2 separate regions of the Homo sapiens genome follow, and region 2 is linked to region 1. Evidence: chromatin contacts called from ENCODE Hi-C or POLR2A ChIA-PET data. All regions are on one chromosome and are shown on one strand. The core of a region is the stretch at or near the end of the contact, and the rest is flanking DNA. Distances in the headings are between cores, read along the strand shown.

What was found. Hi-C counts contacts between places; a loop is a spot of excess contacts on that map. ChIA-PET counts read pairs that join two places held with the same protein, here RNA polymerase II (POLR2A). Pooled maps may share reads with other maps.
Region 2: a loop to region 1 is called in a map of body of pancreas, with 2.5 times the contacts of the local background. The contact joins two enhancer-like sites. A Hi-C loop is called at or near these places in 42 of 168 maps with a recorded cell type or tissue (A673, B cell, CD14-positive monocyte and 25 more), 29 of 37 single-sample maps with no recorded cell type and 35 of 50 pooled maps. POLR2A ChIA-PET finds 5 or more read pairs at or near these places in 5 of 52 experiments (CD4-positive, alpha-beta T cell, CD8-positive, alpha-beta memory T cell, HEK293T and 2 more).

The regions. Positions count from the first base shown.
Region 1 is chr17:21,096,132-21,102,207 of GRCh38, reverse strand. No RefSeq gene overlaps it. Among named protein-coding and RNA genes, the nearest start is that of LINC01563, 24 kb to the right of the region's middle. RefSeq lists enhancers at 2,510-2,719, 2,114-2,731, 2,638-2,932, 2,732-3,348 and a silencer at 2,638-2,932. Within about 2 kb of position 3,112, at least 7 of the 41 ENCODE cell types and tissues checked have a DNase peak (open chromatin) inside an H3K27ac peak, as active enhancers do.
Region 2 is chr17:21,522,115-21,528,190 of GRCh38, reverse strand. No RefSeq gene overlaps it. Among named protein-coding and RNA genes, the nearest start is that of LINC02693, 27 kb to the left of the region's middle. RefSeq lists an enhancer at 5,413-5,913. Within about 2 kb of position 3,715, at least 3 of the 41 ENCODE cell types and tissues checked have a DNase peak (open chromatin) inside an H3K27ac peak, as active enhancers do.

The sequences.
Region 1 (6,076 bases), core at 1,863-4,362:
AAACTCTGCTAAATTTAATTCAGCTGAGTTTTTCCTTTAAGACAAGGGTGGCAACTGGAGTAATCCAATAGCCGTACCTTGAAAGGGGCCTCTGGTAAAGGAAAATGTCCTTGGGAACTGTATGACAGTTTCCTTAGATTACGTTCTGGACAAATGTGACAGTTTTACACCTTATGAGTTATAGTTGGAGAAGTTTTCCAAAAATAGCTTTCCCCAAGCAACCATTTTGTCAGGGCTCTAGTGAGTGAGGTCAAATACACAGGTTAAAAATAACTGACCCAGCACTTCGGGAGGCCAAGGCGGGCGGATCACGAGGTCAGGAGATGGAGACCATCCTGGCTAACACGGTGAAACCCCGTCTCTACTAAAAATACAAAAAATTAGCCGGGCGTGGTGGCGGGCGCCTGTAGTCCCAGCTACTCGGGAGGCTGCGGCAGGAGAATGGCGTGAAACCGGCAGGCAGAGCCTGCAGTGAGCCGAGATCGCGCCACCGCACTCCAGCCTGGGCGACAGAGTGAGACTCCATCTCAAAAAAATAAATAAATAAAAAATAACTGAGCCGGGCGTGGTGTCTCACGCCTGTAATCCTAGCACTTTGGGAGGCCGAGGCAGGCAGATTGCCTGACCTCAGGAGTTCGAGAACAGCCTGGGCAACACAGTGAAACCCGGTATCCACTAAAAAATACAAAAAATAAGCCGGGCTTGGCAGCGTGCACCTGTAGTCCCAGCTACTCGGGAGGCTGAGGCAGGAGAACTGCTTGAATCTGGGAGGCAGGATAATTGCTTGAACCCAGGAGGTGCAGGTTGCAGAGCTGACGCCACTGCACTCCAGCCTGGGACAGCGCGAGACTCTGTCTCCAAGAAAAAAAAAAAAAAAAAAAAAAAAAACCACAACCAAAAAAAAGTGTAGGCTGGGCGCGGTGGCTCACACCTGTAATCCCAGCACTTTGGGCGGCTGAGGTGGGCAGATCACCTGAGGTTGGGAGTTCGAGACCAGCCTAACATGGAGAAACCCCATCTCTACCAAAAATACAGAATTAGCCGGGCGTGGTGGCACATGCCTGTAATCCCAGCTACTTGGGAGGCTGAGGCAGGAGCATCACTTGAATCCGGGAGGCGGAGGTTGCAGTGAGCCGAGATCGTGCCATTGCACTCCAGCCTAGGCAACAAGAGCAAAACTCCATCTCAAAATAAATAAATAAATAAAATAACTGTAATTCAGCAGGAAGTATAGGCACATTGTTTGGCACACACTGTACCTCATCTTTGGTGGAGTATGTTCCCCCTTTTTCTAGAGGGCAAGAGCTGTATCTAGTTTGTTGCCACGGTGCTATGTGCTTTTCATACAGACATTTATTGACTGCAATACAGAAATACTGAGGAAGTGATGATGTTGTCATACCACCTCCTGCATGAAGGCTTCCCTAACCCTGCCTCCTTTCCCAGACTGAAAGTAATTTCCACATTCTCAGAATGTGGAATATTCTTATAGCTCCAAACACATGGAGCCTTCAGGAACAATTACTCACATATTCGTCTTAATTATCCAAACCACCCTGAATCTTGCTACAAAGAACATAAATTCTATGTATATTCAATGTGACTTTTTGGCACAGATTAAGCATTAATAACCTTTTGAAGAAAGGTTATGGTTACATGGAACTTTAAAGCATATTTTAATCTGTTTATGAATACTTAATTTCCCCTTGTAATTTAGGTATTGATCTTTGAAGTTATAGGGCTTTTTATCTATAAAGTGACTCTGGGCCTGGCGCAGTGGCTCAGGCTTGTAATCCCAGCACTTTGGGAGGCCGAGGCAGACGGCTCACCTGAGGAGTTCGAGACCAGCCTGGCCAACATAGTGAAACTCTGTCTCTACTAAAAATACAAAAAATTAGGCCGGACGCAGTGGCTTACGCCTGTAATCCTAGCACTTTGGGAGGCCCAGGCGGGTGGATCATGACGTCATGAGTTTGAGACCAGCCTGACCAACATGGTGAAACCCCGTCTCTACTAAAAATACAAAAATTAGCCAGGCGTGGTGGCGCGAGTTTGTGATCCCAGCTACTCGGGAGGCTGAGGCAGGAGAATCGCTTGAACCCGGGGGGGTGGAGGTTGCAGTGAGCCGAGATCCCGAGATCACGCCACTGCACTCCAGCGTGGACAACAGAGCAAGACTCTGCCAAAAAAAAAAAAAAAAAAAAAAAAAAAAGTGACTGGAAAATAATAGTCATTTTTAGGTTGGGCAGTGCTCAGCGCTATATTGGGGTCTCAAAAAGTGTCAACCAGTGTATTACTGAAGACGGACAGGTGGTGGCAGGGCTCTTAGCTGAGGGATGGAAAAATGCTTGCTGCCTAGAATTCACTTACATTCTTTGTTTCCTCTCTCCAGGTTTCTGGCTCTGTGTGGAATAGGCACTGTCCTCCTGGTAGGTGTAAGGGAATCAGATGTTGCATTTTGATCGTGATAAGTTACTTGCTTTTCTGCTTTGTTCACCTTAAATTGAAAGTGGAGAGATGCAAATTCTGCCCCATCCTGGGGAGGCAGCTCCTGCTTCCAGCCAGCTCTGGAGCAGGTTCAGGTGTCCGCAACTTTAAAATTGCCTTGGGGGTCTTTCGGGAAGCACTTCGCAGGGGACAAGCGCGTGGTTATGGTTTGGGTACAGGCAGCGTTTTCCCCAAGGACTTGCTGGCGCCCGCTTCAGGGATGCGCGTAAGCTCCCGAGGCTGTCAGTCAGTCCCTCGGTCGCTCCGGAAATTTGAAAGATTGTTAATCAAGAGGTCTCCACCAATGGATGGGCACAGGTCGTGGCTGGGCCAATCAGGCTCTGTCTCTAGGACTTTGGCGCGAAAAGACGCAAGGTCCAAAAAGAAAAAGAAAAAAAAAAAGAAAAAGGAAACGGTAGTGTGAGATTGATAGATTCTAGCAGCCCTCCTATGAACCTGCCCGTTAATTCCTCTTCTCTAAATGTCTGCCTTTTTTCTTCGTGTACAATTCCTTTTTGTCAGTGTAGCAGGAATAAATATCGATCTCTATCAACGTTGGTGTAAAAGGACCCTGCCTTTTAGCAGCTCATTCCGCCCCCAACAAAAGACTACACTTCCCAGCGACCCTTGCAGACCCGAAAAGCCGGTTTCCACACCCCGAGGCTCTCTCATGCCCTTCTCCCAGTCACTATGCCTAGCCCCAGATAACCACTCTTCTGTCCTCTAGCACCTCCATCACCAGTTCCTGGACTTCATGAAGGGGTACGCTTTGCATCTGGCTTCTTTCACCCAACATCATGTCTGTGATATTCGAGTAATGATTATATGGGTGTGCACATGTATAAAACTCGTAAGTTTGTACTCTTAAGATTGATGTTTTGTTGTTTTTTGAGATGGAGTTTCGCTCCGTCGCCCAGGCTGGAGTGCAGTGGTGCGATCTCGGCTCACTGCCATCTCTGCCTCCCGGGTTCAAGTGATTCTCCTGCGTCAGCCTCCTGAGTAGCTGGGACTACAGGCGTGAGCCACCACTCCCGGCTAATTTTTGTATTTTTAGTGGAGACAGGGTTTCACTATGTTGGCCGGGCTGGTCTCAAACTCCTGGCCTCAAGTGATCCTCCCGCCACGGCCTCCCAAAATGTTGGGATTACAGGCATGAGTTACAATCATATGTATAGTATACCTTAAAAAAAGGATGTAACATTTCATTCTTGAGTTTGTATTTCCCAAGGTATCCAAAATCAGGCCAGAAGGTTTTAGTGAAATTCTCTACTTTTGTTTTAATCAAATTTCATATTCTAGGAAATCACTCACTTTCACCTTCAGGCTGAAGTGCACACTCCTTTGATTAGTAATATGCAGTTAAGGGAGCAGGTTCTGGGGCCAGACTTCCTGGGCACAAATCACATTTCTGCCTCTTACTAGCAGTGTGAGCCTGAAGAAAGTATTTAACCAGTTTAACTCATCCATAAAATGAAATAATCGCAGCCTGGCCAATGTGGCAAAACTCCGTCTCTACTGAAAAAAAAAAATTAGCCGGGAGTGGTGGCGCTCGCCTGTAATCCCAGCTACTTGGGAGGCTGAGACAGGAGAATGGCTTGAACCCAGGAGAGGTAGCAGTGAGCCAAGATCACGCCACTGCACTCCAGTCTGGGCGACAGAGCAAGACTGTCTCAGAAAAAAAAAAACCATCATATTACCTATCTCTCAGGGTTGTTGAGTGGTTAAATGTGTGCTTATGAAAAGTGCTTAGAATACTAAGAACAACAGAATGCGTGCTATTGTTATTGATGCTCAGTATTATGATTGGCCCACAAGGCTCTTCCTGATCTGTTTCTTATCAGCCTTCCAGCATCGTGTCTCACCATTCTCCCTCTGGTTTCTACCCATCCAAGTGTACCTAATCTTGCTGTTTAACTTATTTTCATGTTCTCCTCCCTCTGCCCAAAACACCCTTACCCCAGGCTGGAGCATCCACCATATAGTTTGAGCACACACTTAGGGCACCAGCAAAGCAGAGGCAACCCCCTAAGAAAAAAGAGAGTGAAGAAAAAGAATATATCTCTACAGTATTTGATGGCTGGGCGTGGTGGCTCAAGCCTGTAATCCCAGAACTTTGGGAGGCTGAGGCGGGCAGATCATGAGGTCAGGAGATTGAGACCATCCTGGCTAACATGGTGAAACCCCGTCTCTACTAAAAATATACAAAAAAATTAGCCGGGTGTGGTGGGGGGCTCCTGTAGTCCCAGCTACTTGGGAGGCTGAGGCAGGAGAATGGCATGAACCCAGAAGGCGGAGTTTGCAGTGAGCCGAGATCATGCCACTGCACTCCAGCCTGGCCGACAGAACGAGACTCCGTCTCAAAAAAAAAAAAAAAAAAAAGAATATATCGCTACAGTATTTGATGGTTGACACCCTGTCCCTTCCACCACCAGCAAAAAAAGCATGGAAGGAGTTACAGGAAGTTCATACTTTATTGGGCTGCATTGCCCCTATTTTATGGTCTAGAGTTGTTTGTATTTGAAATACATTTGGGTGGTGGGATGAGTGTAATCTCTTCAGTACTTAGGCCCTTACAGGTCTTTGTGGCAGATGGTGTTTTCCAAAATGGCCACAGTGATATCTCCCATCCCACATCCTCTTTCCTGCAAGGTGACTTTGACACTTCTGTTGAGAGGTAGAACCTCTCCACTTCAATCTGGGAGGGCTTGTGACTATGGTGAAAGTGAGGCCATGTCACTTCCAAGTCCGGGTGAGATAGCTTCTTCCTTGTTCCCAGGAAGTGTAGCCCCAGACTTGCTGTTGGAACCCAGCTGCTGTGCTATCAGGAAGTCCGGGCTACATGAAGAGGCAACATGGAGTGTTCTGGTCAACAGCCCCAGCTGAGGGCCCAGCCAACAACTAGTGTCAACCGGTAGATATTTCAGTGAAGCCTTTAAGATGAATCAAGTACCAGCCCCTATCTCCCTGCAACTGTATCAGAGATCCTGAGAGAACTATACCAACCAATTTCCAGAACCACGAAAAAGTAAAGCAAAATGTCGTCGTGCTAAGCCACTAAGTTTTGGAGTGATTAACAGTTGTAATGGGGCCCTCTCCTTCCCCACCCAACTTATCCTATTCTTCTTTTCTTTTCTTTCTTTTTATTTATTATTTTTTGAGACAGTCTTGCTTTGTCACCCAGGCTGGAGAGCAGTGGCGCAGCCATGGCTCACTGCAACCTCTGCCTCCCAGGTTCAAGTGATTCTCATGCCTCAGCTTCCAGAGTAGCTGGGACTACAGGCATGTGCCACCACGCCCAGCTAATTTTTGTATTTTTAGTAGATTCAGGGTTTTACCATGTTGGCCAGGCTGGTCTCAAACTCCTGGCCTCAAGTGATCCTCCTGCCTCAACCTCCCAAAGTGCTGGGATTACAGGCATGAGCCACTGCACCTGGCCTTTCTTTTCTTTTTTTTTTTTTTGGAGACAGTTGCCCAGGCTAGAGTGCAGTGGCAGTGGCACAGTCATGGTTCATTGCAACCACTGCCTCCTGGTCTCAAGTCATCCTCCCCGTTCCACTTCCCAAGTAGCTGGGACCATAGCCACACACCA
Region 2 (6,076 bases), core at 2,466-4,965, 430 kb before region 1:
AGAATCTTGAATAAGGCTGAGGCCTACTGGGCTGCGTTCCCAGGAAAGTAGGCGTTCTAAGTCACAGGATGAGATAGGAGGTCAGCACAAGATACAGGTCACAAAGACCTTGCTGATAAAACAGGTTGCGGTAAAGAAGCCAGCCACAACCAAGATGGTGATGAAAGTGGCATCTGGTTGTCCTCATTGCTCATTACACGCTAATTATGATGCATTAGCATGCTAAAAGACACTCTCACCAGCACCATGAGAGTTTATGAATGCCATGGCAACGTCAGGAAGTTATCCTATACCGTCTAAAAGGGGGAGGAACACTCAATTCCAGGAATTGCCCACACCTTTCCTGGAAAACTCATGGATAATACACCCCTTGTTTGGTATATAAGCAAAAAGTAACAATAAGTACAAGCAGTTGAGCACCCCATTCCACTGCTCTGCCTATGGAGTGGCCATTCTTTTATTATTATTGTTATTATTATTATTGAGACAGAGTTTCACTCTTGTTGCCCAGGCTGGAGTGCAATGGTGCGATCTCAGCTCACTGCAGCCTCCATCTCCTGGGTTCAAGTGCTTCTCCTGCCTCAGACTCCTGAGTAGCTGGGAATACAGGTGCCTGCCACCACACCCAGCTAATTTTAATATTTTTGGTAGAGACGGGGTTTCTCCATGTTGATCAGGCTGGTCTCAAACTCCCAACTTCAGGTGATCCGCCTGCCTCCTCAGCCTCCCAAAGTGCTGGGATTACAGGTATGAGCCACCGTGCTTGGCCACTGGAGTCGCCATTGTTTTATTCCTTTACTTTCTCTAATAAACTTGCTTTCACTTTATGGATTTGCCTCGAATTCTTTCTTGCACGAGATCCAAGAATTCTCTCTTGGGGTCTGGAACAGTGCCCCTTCCCAGTAACATAAATATGTAATAAAACAAAGGTCCATAACTTGACCCAATTGGAAACACAAAATTTACTATAAGGATTTATATAACAAAGAGATAAAAGGGGCCGTGATTGGCTTTTGTGCCTGTGCAGCATGGGCTCCAGATTAACAAATGCACCAATTGACAAAGCTTCATGAACTTAGTCAATGCTGGGACTCAAATTACAGTTATACCTGGGAATCTCACTAAATTTAAACACTGCAATGCCTGTGATCCTGGCAAAATAACTATAGAGGAAAAATAGCCATGCTTTATTTTAACTGTAGCTTTGCCTAAATTTCTCATAAGCATAATACTCATTGCCCTAAAACATGCTCTAACACAATGAGTAATATGTATGATTCAATTAAGTCTTTGGCACCTACAAATTGGCTTGGACCTTGGAGGTCCCCAGTAAAAATAGTTAATATTGCTATAATTATGAGGTAAATTGGACCTTGCAGGTCCCCAGTTAAAATAGTTAATATGACTCTACGTAAGTTATAGCAAGATGTGTTAGTCTGCTAGGGCTACCAGACACTGGGTGACTTTAACAATAGAAATTTATTTTCTCACTGTTCTGGAGGCTGGAATTCCAAGACCAAGGTGCGGGGTATTTGGTTTCTCTGAGGCCTCTCTCCCGACCTGGGATGACCTTTCCTATGAGCACACCCAGCACTGAGGTCTCTTTATGTCTCCAGATTTCTTCTTTTATAGCGACACCTGTCATGTTGGATTAGGGCCCACCTTAATGGTCTCACTTTAACTTAACCACTCCCTTTAAAGGCTGTATCTGTAAATTCAGGCACATTCTGAGGTACTGGGGTAAGGGCTTCAGTATGTAATTTTGGGAGAGACACAATTCAGATGTACAGGACCTTCAAGTTTAAAACTTAATATATAAAACCTAATTAATAAAAGGGTGATTCTCTCTACTGCTTCTCCATTTGACAGCTCAGTCTTGCCTGTGCTTAAGCCTGGAAAAAAATAAATGGTGCTTCACAGTGGATTACTACAACCTTAACATTGTAATCCTTTCATTAAGACCCCATACCCAACACCCAGTATTATGGAACTTACTGACCCCATCCAATCAACAACTGGTAAATATTTTGCTGTTATAGATTCGGCTATCATGTTCTGTTCAGTGCCTATTTCAATAGCCTCTCTGCCTTAATTCACCTTCACCTGCAATGGGACACAGTACTTCTTCTCTAGGCTACCCACGGGGTATCCCAGCAGCGTTGCCACCACATACAATCTTCATAGAGCTCTTAACTGCACCCGTTTCTCCAGGAGCTCAGGGTGCCCCAGACCTTCATCCCAGACAGCATTGCCCTGGAGCTCACAGCTGGAGATGACATCACCACAGACATCCCCAACCCAGCCCTGTCCTGCAAGCAGGATTCTGGCCTCCCTAGTTAGGCCTCAGAACTGGCTGATCACCTGGCTTCATAAACCTGGGTGTTTTCAGGGAAATTTTTGATCTCTACAAACCGTGACATGTAGAGAGGGAGACATATCTGATTCAACAGTCCCTGATCCACTGATCCATGGACATATTTGCCCACAAGGAATAACCAAGAATCTCTCTCTGGTGGAGGTCAGGGGCATTACATGAGCTGAGTAGAGCTTAGTTTTTAATCCCTAGACATAGGCAAGGTGTTTAAGTTATTACGCTTCCAAGCAGCATGGCCCTCACTCACTCAAGGTGAGATAAATATTGCTGCAAAGGAACAGCAGCTGCATTGTTGGAGTTTCGCTTTTGAGGCATGTGTGTGTGCGTGTGCGTTGATTTCTTTCACAAAATACATTTTCAAATACTTCCTCACTCCAATCAACATTGCCCCTTCCTTTTAAATAAATTTTTTGAAAACTAATAAGCCTATTTTATTTATTTACATTTTTTATTTACATTTCTTTACAAACTGTTCGCTATTAGTCTACAGTGAAAAGTCAACACTTTATAAAATAAGATTGGCATTTAAAAGCTTCTCAATTCTAATACTTTGAAAGGCTACGCCGATTTTCAGAAAGTCTGGGCTATTCAAAATATTTTACAAAATTCTGAAACTTTGAAAAGCTGCAAGATTTGGAGACAGCAAGACGAGGCGTTTTTTCTTATATCCAGTTTTGTTCGTTATATGATGAAATAAGCACTTTTTAAATTAACAGCTTGAATTCTAAAATATATTTTTGAAAATCAATAATGATTTTTGTAAAAATAGAAAATCTGTTGTACTTTTATCTTAAAATTCATTTCTTATCTATTTTCTAGATTTGATGTTTTGCCATTTTAAAGAATACTAGACAAGAGGATCTCAATCTGGATCACTATATTGGGCTCCTAATATCCTGATATAATTTTAAATCATCCCAAACAACGCATTATTACCATATACATCAGCATTTCCCAAACTGTGCTATAAGCTATGTATACTATTGATATTTTTGAGCTAAAATATACTTATAAATACATAAAAATATATTTATCTAGGTGGTGTTATGCAATAATGCACTTTTCAAAAAGAAATGATATACCAGTCTCAAGAATACCCGGAAGCTGCATGAAAATTCTTGATTCCTTTTATATATAGTGACAGAAAAAGATGTAAATATAACAATTGGTTATTTTTATTGTATAAAGTTTTTTCTATAAGCACATGTGAATTAAGTATTCATTATTCCACATTCCCCATGTCACCAACGCTGGGTGCCCACAGCACAGTTATTCTAACACTGCAGCTGCGGGACTGAGGGTGGCAGACTGGGCACCTGCACTGAGCCACATTCTTCACACAGTCGGACCAGCCCTGAGCCGGGGGCAGAAACATCCTGACGTGAAAAGCTGTTTGCCAAGTACAATGACCACACGTTTCGTCTATTTTGAATACACCATCACAACAAACTCTACGTTCTTGACAGATGAGACAGGCAGATATGATCTTTGAAGGCGAGTGAGAATGACGTTCACACAGACTCCCATCCTCCCTCACATGACTGGAGGATTAAATGGCGGCGGAGGGGTGGATGTTCAGCTCAGGGGCAGATTAGTGACACTGTCACAGCTATTTTAGGACCTGAAATATTTATATGATCCTATTCCAAACCCTAATACATAAACAATGAACTCAAAACTGTACACAAAGGGAAACAAAAAACCACTCTGACAGTGTCCAGGTCCCTCATAAACTCCCCAGAAGTCAAGGAGGTCCAGGCTGTTCTCAAATTCCTGGGCTCAAGCGATCCGCCCACCTGGGCCTCCCAAAGCTCTGGGATTACAGGCATAAGCCACCACACACGGCCTAATAAGTTCTTTTGATATGTTTGGAATGAATGTGTTTCCAAGGGTAAAAGCTTACAATGACATCTTTCTTACCTGTAAGATACCCGAAGAGCAGAGAGAGGGTCCCCAGGCTGGCTAAGCATCCAGAATGCTGGAGGAGCTTTAAAAACATAGATATGAATTATTGTGCTTCACCCCTTACTTACTGAGTCACAATCCCAGGGATGGAAGCGCCCAGAGATCTGTCTTTTCAGAATTTCTCTGGCTCTCCAGATGGTGCTGACAATCAGGCAGATTGAGAGCCAGTGCTGCAGGCAGCTCGTCCCAGACCTCGGGAGCAGGGGAGTCACCCAGGGCTAGGTCAGACTGAAGGTTCTGGTGCATCAGGGGTGGGGAGGGGCTTGAGAGTTGGCCTTTCCAACAACCTTCCCAGAGGGGCTGGTTTGCTGATCCTCAGACCAGGCTTTGAGGGTGCACAGCACTCTTCCTCTAGGTGTGTGTCCACATACCTGGCACCTTTGTTGTTGCATTGCCCCAGGTATAAAGTGCAGGGTGCCCCCTCTACGCCTTCAGCCCTGCTCTCTCCCCTGCTGACCCCCAAATCTCTGGGGCTTGGACTTGCCTTTATAAAGGGACCTCTCAGCTCAGGGGAGGGCCCTCCCCACTGGCCCCCTCTTCCCAAGGCCCAGCATCAGTGGGAGCTGCTTGAGCAGCCCCTCATCCTGAGGGGTCTATGTGGTGTGAAAGGCTGAGGGACACTGTTCTGTTTATTGTCAAGGGCCAGGAAACAAAGCCTGGAAACAAAGTCTGGTATTGCTCAACCCAGTGGTGACGAGTGACAAGATAGGGTGGGGTGCAGAGGAGACTCCCACACACAGCAGGACCGAGTGAGCATCAATTCTTCCTTCTAACACTGGCACCAAGGAGAGACCGCTGTCCCTTCCCATAAAGGCAGTGGACAATTGGAAGCATCGCTTGGTGTGCCAGCTCCTTTGGGGCAGGAGAACAAGAGGAGCCCCATCCCAAGCACAGTGGATGATGAAGGGGGTCCCGGGCTCCCCAGATCCTGGGCTTCTCTTGATTCTCAGTGTTAAGCTTGTTGATTGAATATAGTTGGTTAATGTGGACCCCAAGGCAAGGAAAAGACACAGGCCAAGAAACGGGGGCTTCAGTCAGCTCTGAAAAGTCAGGAAGAGCATTTGTCTTTTTTTTTTTTTTGAGACGGAGTCTCGCTCTGTCACCCAGGCTGGAGTGCAGTGGCGCGATCTCAGCTCACTGCAAGCTCCACCTCCTGGGTTCACGCCATTCTCCTGCCTCAGCCTCCCGAGTAGCTGGGACTACAGGTGCCCGCCACCACGTCTGGCTAATTTTTTTTATTTTTAGTAGAGATGGCGTTTCACCATGTTAGCCAGGATTGTCTCGCTCTCCTGACCTCATGATCTGCCTGCCTTGGCCTCCCAAAGTGCTGGGATTACAGGCATGAGCCACTATGCCCAGCCAGGAAGAGCATTTCTAACATCCAAATGCAAACGTCTGCCACCCCGGGCTGCTCCCCTCTGGAAACTGCACTGCAGGGCACAGCACGTCCCAGGTTTGCCTTTCCTAATTCCCTGCACCACCCAGCTCCCGCCTCCCTCACTTTGCGGGATGAGAGGCCCACACAGACAGTTCCTTCTCACCTTTGAAATGGCAGTGGTGGCTGCAGCCTGGGAGCTGAGGCCATCCCAAGCGGGTGAGACCCCCACCAGGGGCCCTGGGTGCCTGCCGGCCACAGGCCGAGCCATCCAGGCTATGCACAGGCACGCCTCAGCCACCAGGATTTCTTTCCTGTGGAACTGGGCCTTCCATCCAGAGAGTCTTGCAGCAGAGAGCAGA